2 separate regions of the Mus musculus genome follow, and region 1 is linked to region 2. Evidence: chromatin contacts called from ENCODE Hi-C or POLR2A ChIA-PET data. All regions are on one chromosome and are shown on one strand. The core of a region is the stretch at or near the end of the contact, and the rest is flanking DNA. Distances in the headings are between cores, read along the strand shown.

Evidence for each region. A loop is a pair of places that touch in the nucleus more often than their neighbours do. ChIA-PET counts read pairs that join two places held with the same protein, here RNA polymerase II (POLR2A).
Region 1: a map of heart shows a loop between it and region 2 (2.9-fold over the local background). The contact joins the enhancer-like site here to the promoter of Phxr4 in region 2. A Hi-C loop is called at or near these places in 1 of 37 maps with a recorded cell type or tissue (heart). POLR2A ChIA-PET finds 5 or more read pairs at or near these places in 1 of 5 experiments (Patski).

What each region holds. Positions count from the first base shown.
Region 1 is chr9:13,466,509-13,472,616 of GRCm38, reverse strand. The region is part of intron 1 of Maml2 (mastermind like transcriptional coactivator 2); the gene reads right to left. Among named protein-coding and RNA genes, the nearest start is that of Phxr4, 38 kb to the right of the region's middle. Within about 2 kb of position 2,461, at least 1 of the 3 ENCODE cell types and tissues checked has a DNase peak (open chromatin) inside an H3K27ac peak, as active enhancers do; it is heart, where a contact is called at or near this core.
Region 2 is chr9:13,428,936-13,434,957 of GRCm38, reverse strand. Phxr4 (per-hexamer repeat gene 4) reads right to left here and starts at 3,597. Exons shown (of 1, transcript NR_028271.1): 1 at 2,207-3,597. All of the region lies in intron 1 of Maml2 (mastermind like transcriptional coactivator 2), which reads right to left.

The DNA.
Region 1 (6,108 bases), core at 1,212-3,711, 39 kb before region 2:
GCTCAGCATGCAACAACATTTGTCTGTTAGGTCTCAAATAGCCCATATAACCAGAAATGAGCTTAAGCTGATTATAGGAGAATTTCCCAGTGGTTATATAGAAGCCAGTGTTGTGGTTAGAATAAGAACAGCTCCATAGGCCCATATACTTGAATCTGGCAGCTCCCACCTGCCAAATGGAATCACTCCCCATTGGGGACCTACGGCTCCATTGACATACACCTGTGACTGCGTAGCAAAACCCAAGTGCTCCCAGCTCCCTCAGTCCCTACACACGAGTACCTACCTCCACAGTAGGCCTTCTCATACCACAGGCTTTCCTGCTTCCTGATACCTTTACAATGACAACGGTTTCCTGTCTCTGCTCTTCTCCCTCCTCTAACAGGTAGCTCTGGCCAAATCTGCTTTTTTCCCCCTCTCTGCTCTGGGCTCTTCCAGATATCTTTAGGTATTTTTTTCTCTTATTTACAACATTATTCACAATAGAAACCTTCCCCCTAAAGGCACCATGGAGTGCTCATCCCATCAGTTCCTTTACTGTGCCTCCTTGTGTATATTGTCAAGTTCAAAGACCCAAGTTCTATTCCCAAGATGCATATAAGTTAGCCTCTGACCTAACCAGACACACCCAGGTGAGCGCAGGTGCGCGCGCACGCGTGCGTGGTCTCTCTGTCCCCCTATTTCTGTCTCTCTGTCACACACACACACACACACACACACACACACACACACACACACACAATCAATCAATCAATCAATAAATAAATGTGTGAAAAATTAATACATCTAATCTCTTCTAATTACTTAGTTCCTCAACTAAACTGATAGGCCCTGAACATTTTTTACAGACTACTACAGGCAGCATCGCAGTGTTGCTCTGCTTGGAAGCACAAGGGTACTTGGAAGAGAGAATGCAAATGGAGTTTGCATCATGTGTAAAATGAGCCAACCAATTCGTCCACACCCACTCCACAGCTTCCATTTGTTTCTGAGACAATTCAAGAAAAGCTGGCTTTGATTTTCTGAATCTTTTGATTTGTAGAGTTAAGAGGAAAAAAAGAAAAAGAAAAAAAATCAATGTTAAGATAACTATTGGAAACCATCTGAGTTATGCTGAGTTAAAATGCCAAATGTCAAAGAACTTAGAAATCAATTTGATCTCAGCTTACAAGCCCCCTTCCTTCCCACCAGTGTAAGAGGAATTATGAATCCACACAGAGGAGACGTCTCCATATCTAGACTCTAGGGCTTGTCATTTACTAAAAGCAGGTAGAAGACCTCCAATGTTATTTGCTTATGGAACAGCCAACGGGATGGCTAGTCAGTGCTCAGTTAAGGGCTGCCTCTTCCAAATATCTTGATTGGACTGGGCAGGGTCGGGGTGCGTGTTTCAGGTAGCAGGTGACACCAAACCCAAAATGTTCCTGAAGGTTTCAAGGCTCATTTCATACCAGTTTTTTGTCCATTGAGAGAGATAGCCTGGGGTATAGACCTCATATATTTTTCCAGAAAAAAAAAAACAAAAACAAAAAACAACAAACAAACAAACAAACAAACAAACTCCTAAGCATATGTTTTAAAGGACTTACATTGTCTGACAATGAGAAGATCAATCGTCCCGCAGGGTCTGTAGTACAACTCTCAGTTGCCTAACAGATTTGTTTACAACATCTTGTTTCATTGCTGGCTGATTTACAATGGCATGGAAACGTGTAATGCCAGGAGGTACCCGATGGCTACATGGGATGCTGTTCTGAGATGGGCAGTTTTCCTCTGTGAATGTCACCAGCACTTATGTTTGCTCATCCTGGCTCTCTCTGCCCATAGTGTTCACTACACAGGAGACTCAAGGGATACATGACAATCTTTGAAAGGCATAGAAAGTGGGCATGGCAGTGGCAGACAGATGAGGCAGGAGGGTCAGAGGTGAAAGCCATCCCTAGCAAGTCTGAGGCCAGCCTGAGCCACAAAAAACGTCTTTCTACAAATAAACAAGCAAACAAAAACCAAAAAGCATACGTACAGAACAGGAATGTTAGGATCAATGCAATATATTGAGAGAATTTCTTAGACACTGTTTTTAAGGGATAAAAACTTATGAAGGAATTCTGAGTTAATTTCAATTTAGGTTATAATTAGATTACTTCAAAACCCACAAGAAAGTGATTTTGAAGTTAACTTGTGGCAACGCCACACAGAGACAAGAATAATCACCAGAGACTTTCACTGGAGATAAAGTTCTACTAACTCTATGTAGATTCAGATAGCACTTTCTAGAAGGAGTTTTGAAGTAACACACACACACACACACACACACACACACACACACACACAACTTCAGTAGCAGCACAAAACATCCTTTGTTGCCGGACGTGAGAAAAACACACTTGTTTCTAAAAAAAAAACTATAGGAAGGAAGTGGAAGGGCCTCGGGGGCGGGGAGAGCTAAGGAATGCATACGGGTTCCTTTAGACACACTAAGAGAGCCATGGCTCTTCGTAGAGGGGCACAAGGTCACTAAGTGCAGTCAAATCTGTAGGGCTAATTCCTTCCTAAACTATAGGTGCGTTCTCAGACAATTGTTGTTATGGCATTAAGTTGCCCCAAGTTTAAAAAAAAAAACCTTTAAAAAGTCAAAATCAAAGGAACTCAGACACCTGCAATTGATTCTAATTTTACACATCTCAAAACATTTGAGGTTGCCAAAGGAGAATTACAAAGAAGAGTAAGCCGAGAGCGAAGACAGCATTGTGCCGAAATCCTGCATAAATTGGGAAATGTGTGTTAAAGGATAAACTGAGGCCTCGGTCTAACACAGATGTGGTCATGCTGCCTCCCTGAAACTGCTCTGTTCTCCTCACTGTGTTAAGGATAGAATGGGATGGACTACCCAGCCCTCCTGACCAGACTGTAGTGCCCTGTGGGAAATCCTATTGACTGAAGGCTAAGTAATGCCTTAGCAACTCTGAGGTAGAGGCCCTTAGAACCACAGCGTCCCATTGCCCTTGTGGATGTAAAAGCTGAGTCCTTGCCTGGAGTGAGGGAACAGTAAAGTAGAATCAAATGTCATTTGTGTCCCTGAAGCCCTTCTCCGCTTGCTGCTACTTCTCTCCAGGCCTTTATTGTTTGGCCTGCATTCTGGCCAGTGAGGAACAGGAAGATAGTTACCAAGGATTCCTGGGACTCTGAGAGTTTCTGAAAATGGACCCAGCACAGTACATTTCCCTCTTCCTCCTATCTGAATGGTGTCTGTGCCTGAGGCCAGCCTTTTCTGGATGAGAAGAGGGAAAAACCACAGACGGGGAATGGGGGATGGGAAATGGGGAATGGGGGATAGGGAATGGGCAAAATATAGGCTGAAGCTGGACCTGGGTTGATCTGAGATGTGTTCTAACACTCTCAGTATTTAAGGCCTTTTGTTTTGTGTAGATACATTTCCCCTTATATACTAATCCACAGATTTTCTGCTATTTGGAGACCACGCAAACACAAACAAAACACATTTTAAAAATTGATAGAGCTGTGAAGCCAGGCCTGCAAGTCAGTAATGGGGTGCCTGAGCTCAGGCACAGATTCTACACTTTCCCTTCATCCTTCTCTGCTGCCTTTGCAGGGGCCCTGCTGGCCCAGAACTGCCCTACAACTTCCTGTTCCCTGCAGACCCAGGGGCTGTGTTCAGCCTTCCATCTGAAGACACATTCGGCTTACCCTTCTAAGCTCAGCTGAGACATGACTTCCAAGGAAGCCGTTCCCGACCGTGGCTTATCATGCAAAGTCGGTTCCTTGGACATGTGTTCACAGAAACCTGTATTTGTCCTCTGTAGTTTTATCCTGGTTACAAACAAGTATTTGATGCTTGTCTTTCCATGTCACCTGGCGTCACCACAGGCATGTGGACTGTGATTCTGATTATGCAGGGTGGGTGGCTAATAAATATTTATTAAATAGAAGACACGCAGACATTCCTTATTCTAAACTAACCAATGAACTGAGCTGATGCTGAGTATAACTCAATCCTCTTCAACACCTGAGACCACCCAAGCAGATCAGCTGAGAACACACACTGTTTGGCTGGGCTACCTGCTACAGTTCTCTTAACAGATATCCAGGAAGAGGAAGTAGAACCCAGAGCCACCTGAGAAGACAGGATATGCCACATAGAAAGAAAGGAATATTTCTGGTCCGAAGGTAGTGTCAAACTCAGATTCAGCAAATTATTGCAAGAATAAAACCATGAACAGCAAGAAGAAAACTGCAAAAAAAGAAGCAGTATTACCTTGGAAATGTAAACTCCAGTTGTCAAAACACAGACACGATACAGTTTTCTCATTCCAGGTCATACACTGAGCATTTTGAAAGGTTATTCTGTGGGAAAACATTTCCAATTGTGCAGTGCAGTTGTAGAAAAACCTTGGGATTTACACAAACTTTGTTTTCATGCCAAATTTCCAGGAGGCCTTCTATTCCCTTAAGGGAGAGACACTGGCTTGTATCACTGTTTAATATCACAGCTCTCTACAACTGGGAAACTTCCCCTAGCATCCCAAAGTTAATCTTTGTTTTGCTGAGACAGGGTCCCATTATGTAGCTTTTGCTGGCCTGGAACTTGCTATGTAGACCAGAACTAACAGGTCCACCTGCCTCTGCCTCCTGAGCACTGGGATTAAAAGCCTGTACCACCACGTCCACCACGTCCAGCTGAGCGTGACCTGTTGGTACTCTTTCTCCTTCAGTAGGCAGCAGGTTCTTCAATAGGAATCTGGCGACCTCTTGGGATCTCACTGCTAAGCACCGTTCAGGCTCACAATTCGAACCCACTGTGCATTTTCTGTGAATAAACAAGATGCAGGTGTCGATTGGGCATTCAGCAAATATGCGCTGAATGGAATCTTGGATGTTCGATGTGGAATGACTTCTCTTTCAAGGTATTTGTTCAGTCAGCTTAACAACAGTGTCTACCATCTAGGAAATTCTTTGTTATGAGGAAATACTAGGAAAGGACCTTTGGCTTTTTAGGTTGGTGTCAACTGAAATGAAAACATTCTCTGTATCATTTGTAAGTGCAAGGGCTATGCAAAACTGAACATTTTTATTTGTTCTTAATTATTTAAAGATTATTTGTAAGTTTGTGTGTGTGTGTGTGTGTGTGTGTGTGTGTGTAGATATGCTTCCACTCATGCTTACGGGTGGTTTGGGAGGCCAGAAGAGGACATCCAATTCACTGGAGCTGGGGTTTGGGTACTTGTAAGATTGTCTGATGGAACTCCAGTGCTCTGCAAGAACAGCAAGCACTCTGAGCCCCCAACCTCTTCAGCTCCTAAACCTGAAATTTAAAAAATTCTAGAGCATTCCTCTGTCCACAAGCTGGATGGCTGTCTGGTTCCCTTTTCATGCTATGTCCTGGGGTTCTGGAAGTGTAGGCAAGGAGGAAATGAAGAGGCAGAAGGTGATGCACACTAGATGAGCAGCAAGAGACAGACAAAGGAGCAGGGGAGGACGGAGGGGAGAGGAAGAGAAAAAGACGCTACAGAAAGAGCAAAATTGCAGTCCAGTTCTTCCTGCTCCCGTGGCGCTCACGCCTGTTTCTGACCAAAGTCATCTCTCTACCTGAGCCTGCGCCTAGAGCTAATTATCTTGTATCCTCCCCAGGATTTTGATACCTTTTGGATCCTGGTGGCTAACATCATTGGTTACCAGAACGAGCAGTAGCACAGACACTGGAAAAACACCAGCGGAGGGAAACACCGTCAATCTTCATAGTTACAGAAAAAGAACTTTTTCTGCCTACTTCATAACCGTCTCATTTTAGTTGTATAGAGTACTGACTAAACATATGTGGACATGGACTCTGGTGCCTGAGTACAATGTGGTCCTGACCTGGTTAAAACTATAACAAAAATATATTAATGGCAAGAAAAATAGGTGACTTTAAAACTGTGGATTGTATGTTGTAGTGCCCAAAGCAGAATGAAACTGAAAGAGGCCACTTGAAGGAACTTGCATGTGTTCAGAAGCCACATCCTGTTGTTATCTGAGGCCCAAGGCAAAGAAGCAAGGAGGCGAGCGTCTTCACTGCCATGCCCTGAGTTGTGATTTGCTGTACACATC
Region 2 (6,022 bases), core at 2,348-4,847:
AAGAGTGATATTTTCAGAAAGTTTAAAGAGCAATTAAAAAGCCGCGGGTCAATAAATTCTTCATTAAAATGGAGATGACAAGGTTAAGATATTTTTCTACATATAGGAACACAGAAAGGAACCGGCATTTTTCAAACTCATAAATGCAGATGCACATCCAATCCATCAGAGCTGTGAATGGATGGGAGGCTGCCCTGCCCTGCTGACCACTAAGAGTGCTCCCCAACAACAAGCTGAGAACTGCACGCCCATCATCTGGAATGTTTCAAAGCAAGAGACCCAGAAGCCCACATCATTACTTAACCTGGTGGCACAATAGTAATTTTAAAATGTAGCCATGTGATTTAATAAAATCCCAACTGAGTATTAAACTAAATTGTGGTTCAATCAAATTACTACTGCTGAATCTCATGGACTCTCCTTCCCTCCCTTGCTCGATTTTTCTTTTCTCTCCCCTCTCCTCCTCCTCCTCTTCTTCTTCCTGCTCCTCTCCCTCATCCATCAATGTATACACACCATAAAAATGCTCAATGGTGCTGTTAAAAAATAGGTGCTAATGCTGCAGTGCCAATACTTATACCTAGGTAAACTTCTGGCCATTCATTCATAATGCACTGGGGTTTTATTTGTTTGTCTGTCTGTTTGTTTGATTCTTTTGGTAGGTTTCACACTCCCTTAAACCATGGCTTTCAAACTTAACTTTTCACTGTAACTCAAATTTAACAGTCTACCCATTATAACCAGTCTGTACACAGACACAAAAATACCACAGAAATTCAGAAAAAATATTTCTCTTCCCGTGTATCACACACTCATTTCTTTTATTCCATTTGAGTATACATTTAACTTCGTGACTAATGGATCTTAGTGAGCAAACTTTAAAATTCCTCCCATTAACTGCTTAATTTCCAGGGACGTTCGCAGGGCAGCTGCAAAGTGAGAATAAAATTACCATGGAAGGCAGATTAGTTGTTAAATTCCAAATGATGTTTGAGGACAGTTCATGCAGGAAACCTACTGACTGCTGCATCTCAGAAAACGGAGAAAAGTGCCTTGGGTTGGTGCCAAGGAAAGAGCCAAGATAAGCCAGTCAGTCCTTGAACAATCAAAGGACACTGAATCATATTCACTTGACAAATGGGAAAACTGAGGCAAAGTAGATACAACGCCTCATTTGCTCAGACACTCAGTGCCCAAGAGTCATGATATAGTCTGAATCCTCACTGTGGCTCCCTGCTGACCACTCAAAGCAGCGAGTGTCTACAGAGAGTGGTACACACAGTGTCTGTACACATGACAGGCGCAGTTAGCTGCTGACTTGAGTATTTAGGGCAAAGCTTGAGGCTGGGTTGGACCCAGACTAGAGAAGGGAAGATGGGGAGAATAAAAACTCTACAGGTGTTTTCAATCAATTTAACTTAGGCCTGGGATTGTAGCTTGACTTGCCATGTTTGCCTATCATGCATGAAGCTCTGGGTTTGATCCCAGCACTTATAAACTGAGCATGGTGACACAAACTTGTGACCCAAGTTATTGGGGAGGCAGAGACGGGAGAATTAGAAGTTCAATGCCATCCTCAACTATGTAACAAGTTTCAAGCCAGCCTCTGAAGCCAAATGTATAAGGTTTCATCTCCTGGATTAATTCCCTGATGATTGATGGGACAAAGCTCGATGGTAGAGCACTTGCCTAGTGTGTGTGAGTCCCTACGTTCATGGAAAGATAATAGACAAACAAAACCCTGTAATACAATTCATGGCTTTGCCTAAATTAGCTGTTTTGTTAGTGGTTATAAGATGATGATTAAGAAAAAAAAAACCTCTTCCCTCTATTTTTAGATCCTAAAAATCATTTGTAAAGAATTTTCTACTTCTCTGGAATGCTTGTATACATGGAAACAGTGATGCTGAAAGAAAGGAAGATAAATGTTTCAAATTTTCTCTATTATTGCCAATTTGTACATTAATAATTGTACAAACAATAAGGCTTTTCCTTTCTTTATTCCTTTCTTTCTCTTTCTCTCCTTCTTTCCTTCTTTCTTTCTTTTGCGATTTTGAAGTAGAGTCTCACTGTATAGTTTTGGGTATCCGGAAACTTTGTAAACCAGGCTGGCCTAGAACTCAGAGATCTGTGCCTCCTAATTGTTGAGATTAAAGGCATGTGTCACCATGTCCTGTGGGTTTTATTTTCCTAAAATGTTTGGGTTTTTTTTTTTTTTTATATTTGGTGTGTTCAGATAATACCCATTTGTCCTGCTAGTCTAATCTCTGTGTCTTTAGCCATGTGCCTTATTTCTGTGCAACTTTTAGAGGATTCCACTGGCCTGACACTTCATTGCTCACCAGAACACAAGCTGACGCTGGTTCAGAAAAGTGCAAGGGAAAGTGCAAGGAAAGGCAATTCCTCTGCTAGTTTTCAGGTCTGGGGAAAACGGGATTTACTGCTAAGAAGAGAAGGGAAGAATGAAAAATTACATGAAGTTAAGATGGGTGATGTCTATAATGGAGGAACAGGGGCTTCTGGAGAACACAGTGAGACCCTAGTTCAAAATTACAACAAAGAAAAGAAACAAAAAAGGAAGAAAGGAAGGAAGGAAGAAAGATGGACAGACAGACAAAAGCAGAGAGAGATGAAATACTAGAATATCGGACTGGGCCTTTGAGCACTGGGCACCTTGAGGTGATGCTATGACTGTGGACGAGGAGATCGTAGGTTGAATGTTGTAAGGATTTCTTTTGGCAGTGTTTATCTGGGCTGAAGATGGCCAAAGTTGGGAAGAAGAAAGGCCTAGGCAAGATGGGAAAGTGTGAAGGGACACAAACATGATAGCTAGGACAAAGGTCACCAAAGCAAGGGAGCTGCAACTGCACATTTCATGGATGGCATGGGGGTGCAGGCAGCTTGCGAGGTTATAAGAAAGTCTGGCGAAGCCCAAAACAATTAGAAAATGATATCCACATCAACCTACTTCTGTTCCCTGGCTTCTTAATGCCCTTTCTCTCTTGTTTTGGCTTTGATGTCAGAAGTGGGCTGTGAGAGGCTGGATCCAAGTAGTGGGCCTGGAGGCGATGCCAGAAATGCCCTGCTAAATGCACCGGGGAGAGGCTGATGGCACTGGCACTGGCACTGGCACTGGCACTGGCACTGCAGGGTGTGTTAATGAGCAACCCAGGGGCTGGGAGGTGGCTCAGTGGGTAGCATACTTGCCATGAAGACAACTAGCATGCCCATAGAAAAACTGGGTATGACACAAGTATCTATACCAAAACCTGCTTTAAATAACAAGGTAGAAAAGGATTTGGGAAGAAGACACCTGAGGTGGAGGGCTGTTGTCCATATGTGTGCATATGTGCACACATGTACATATACACACAATACATGTACACACATACACACAGAGAAACACACACACAAACACACACCACAAACATATATACATAGCATCTTATTTAGGGTTTTTATTGTTGTGAAGAGACACCATGACCACAGCAACTCTTATAAAGGAAAGCTTATCATTAGGGCTGGTTTACATTTTCAGAGGTTTAGTCCGTTGACATGGTAGGTAGCACTTGGGCAGACATGATGCTGGAGAAGGGGCTGAGAATTCTATGTGTTGATCAGCAGGCAGAGGAGACAGTGGAGACTGTGATCCATACTGGATGGAACTTGAGCATATGAGACTTCAAAGTATGCCCCCTGCAGTGACACACTTCCTCCAACAAGGCCACACCTCCTAATAGTGCTACTCTGTATGATCATCCGAGTACATGAATCTATGAGGCCCATACCTACTCATATCACCACACATATCCACACATACCCACAGATACACACAGATAAACATACACACACAACACACATACCCATACATACATATGCATATATTCACCCACACACATACACACAGCACACACATATATATATACACACACACACACAAACACAAACATACACACACATGCATATACACACAAACACACTGGCACATAGACAGTCAGACACATAAATACATGGCAATCAAACTCTGAAGTCTACCATATACCTTTGAGGAATCTATCTTGAAGCTCCTTGCCACCATTCCAGGCTCCCAGGGGAGTCATCCAATCAGCTGAGACTGTCCCAGGGACTGCCTTACTTAAGAAATTGCTGCCTTCCTTTTGTCAGAGGGTCTCAACACACAGATATGAATTCAGAGAGTGAAGGAGAGGATGGGATATGCAGTTTGGGGCTAGGTTAAGATAAATACCAGTTCCTAATTCTGTTTCCAGTTCACTATTTTCTTTGAGAGCAATGGAAGGAAAGCTATGTTCTTCATAGGGAATCACCATTGCACTGGAGCCTGGAGGTGAAGCAGACCACGGAACAGGGTGTGAGAACATTTATTTACAATGGAAAGAGTTTTAGTGCACACAGCGCAAAGGCTGGAAGGGAAGTCAGCAAAAGCAAGATAAGAGACTGGAGAAAGGGAGGATCTCTGTATCAGGTGACATCATAAGAGGGTTCACGACCCCAGAGGCTTTGACTATTGAGTCAGACAGGAAGAGGGCCGGTGATGACTGCTAAAAGTCCAGCAGGACATTTTCATAGACTCAGTGGAAAACATCGACAGCGGTGTCAGGCTTGACTTAGTTCTTAGATCAGTTGTTGCCACTGGGATTTTGGACATCTTATTGAAACCACTAAGCCTCAGTTTCCTTATCTGTACAATGGGAACAAATAGTCACTCTATCAGATTATTTTGAAGATATAATGTTCAACTGCTTAGCTCATTTCTGGCCAACACTCATAATTGTTAATATTTATTATAACTATCTTTATGCTTTTCAATGAACCTCTTTGCATAATGGATTTTAATATCAACTGATTAAAGGTGTGTGTGTGTGGTGTGTGTGTGTGGGGGGGTAGGATCCCTGTATACTTATAGTTGGCTGGCAAATATAAATAATAATAGAAACAAGTAACTCACACATCAATTATGAACTGCCAACTAGGTGGTGGACACCTGAAATTCCAGACCATGGAGGCAGAATCAGGGCATTGTCACAAGCCTGAGAGTAGCCTCTTACACAGCAAGTTCACAGTTCAAAAGTCCATAAACAAATAAAGCACTCACTTTCCTAGTAAGAAAACAAATGTTTCTCTTCTATTATTACACCTACAATTTGCTTTTTGTCAACAAGATTGGAACAGTAGAGAAAGTGGGTGGGGCAGAAAGGACTTGAAATTGGGAGCCCACAGAGTAGCATGGGGCCAGAGAAAGAGGGCTTCTTCGCATGTTTACCCAATGTGCCTGCCCCTCCCCCCCTTGTCCCAGCTCTGTGAGTGACTTCCTTGAGGCTGTTGATAGATGTGTTAAAGCAGAACTCCTCTTGGGACTTGGATGATCTGTGGTGAATTGACTTGAACAAACACAATACTACTCAGGATTATTCCCGGCATTTTATAGGGATACATATATAACAAGTGTTCCTTATGAATGTGTGTTTATCCAACTGGTTCTTACATGATGCATATTGTAAGTGCTCTAAATTGATTTACAGCTTACACACTATAGCAGAGGATGTAGGACTGAATCAAAAGTGGGACAAATTATCCAGTCCCTTTGTGAATCATGTTTCTTGGACTCCCGCTTAGATAATACACTTGGGTGCTAACACTTCTACTTACACAGATTAATAACTCTGTCAGAGAAAATCTAAGTGCAGCTACGATTCACACATTTTTACAATTATTACCACCTGCCAACATGTATAACTTTGCAAGTCCTTGTTGGCTACAAACATCAAAAAGCCATTGTAACCCCATTCCTTTTACCTTGCAGCCTTTATTTAGGTTTAAAAAGTACCTTTAGTGGTCTGTACAAGGAAATATGCATGTACTTTCTCATGTGCTTCCTCATTCAATCCTTATAATAGCCCCATGAGGTATTTTTATTACTAAGCCCTTTTTATCCAGGTAGGGTATGGATCTGTTCTGATGCTGTCAGCTCATGGTGTTGTCTAGTGCAGTAACAGTTTCTCCA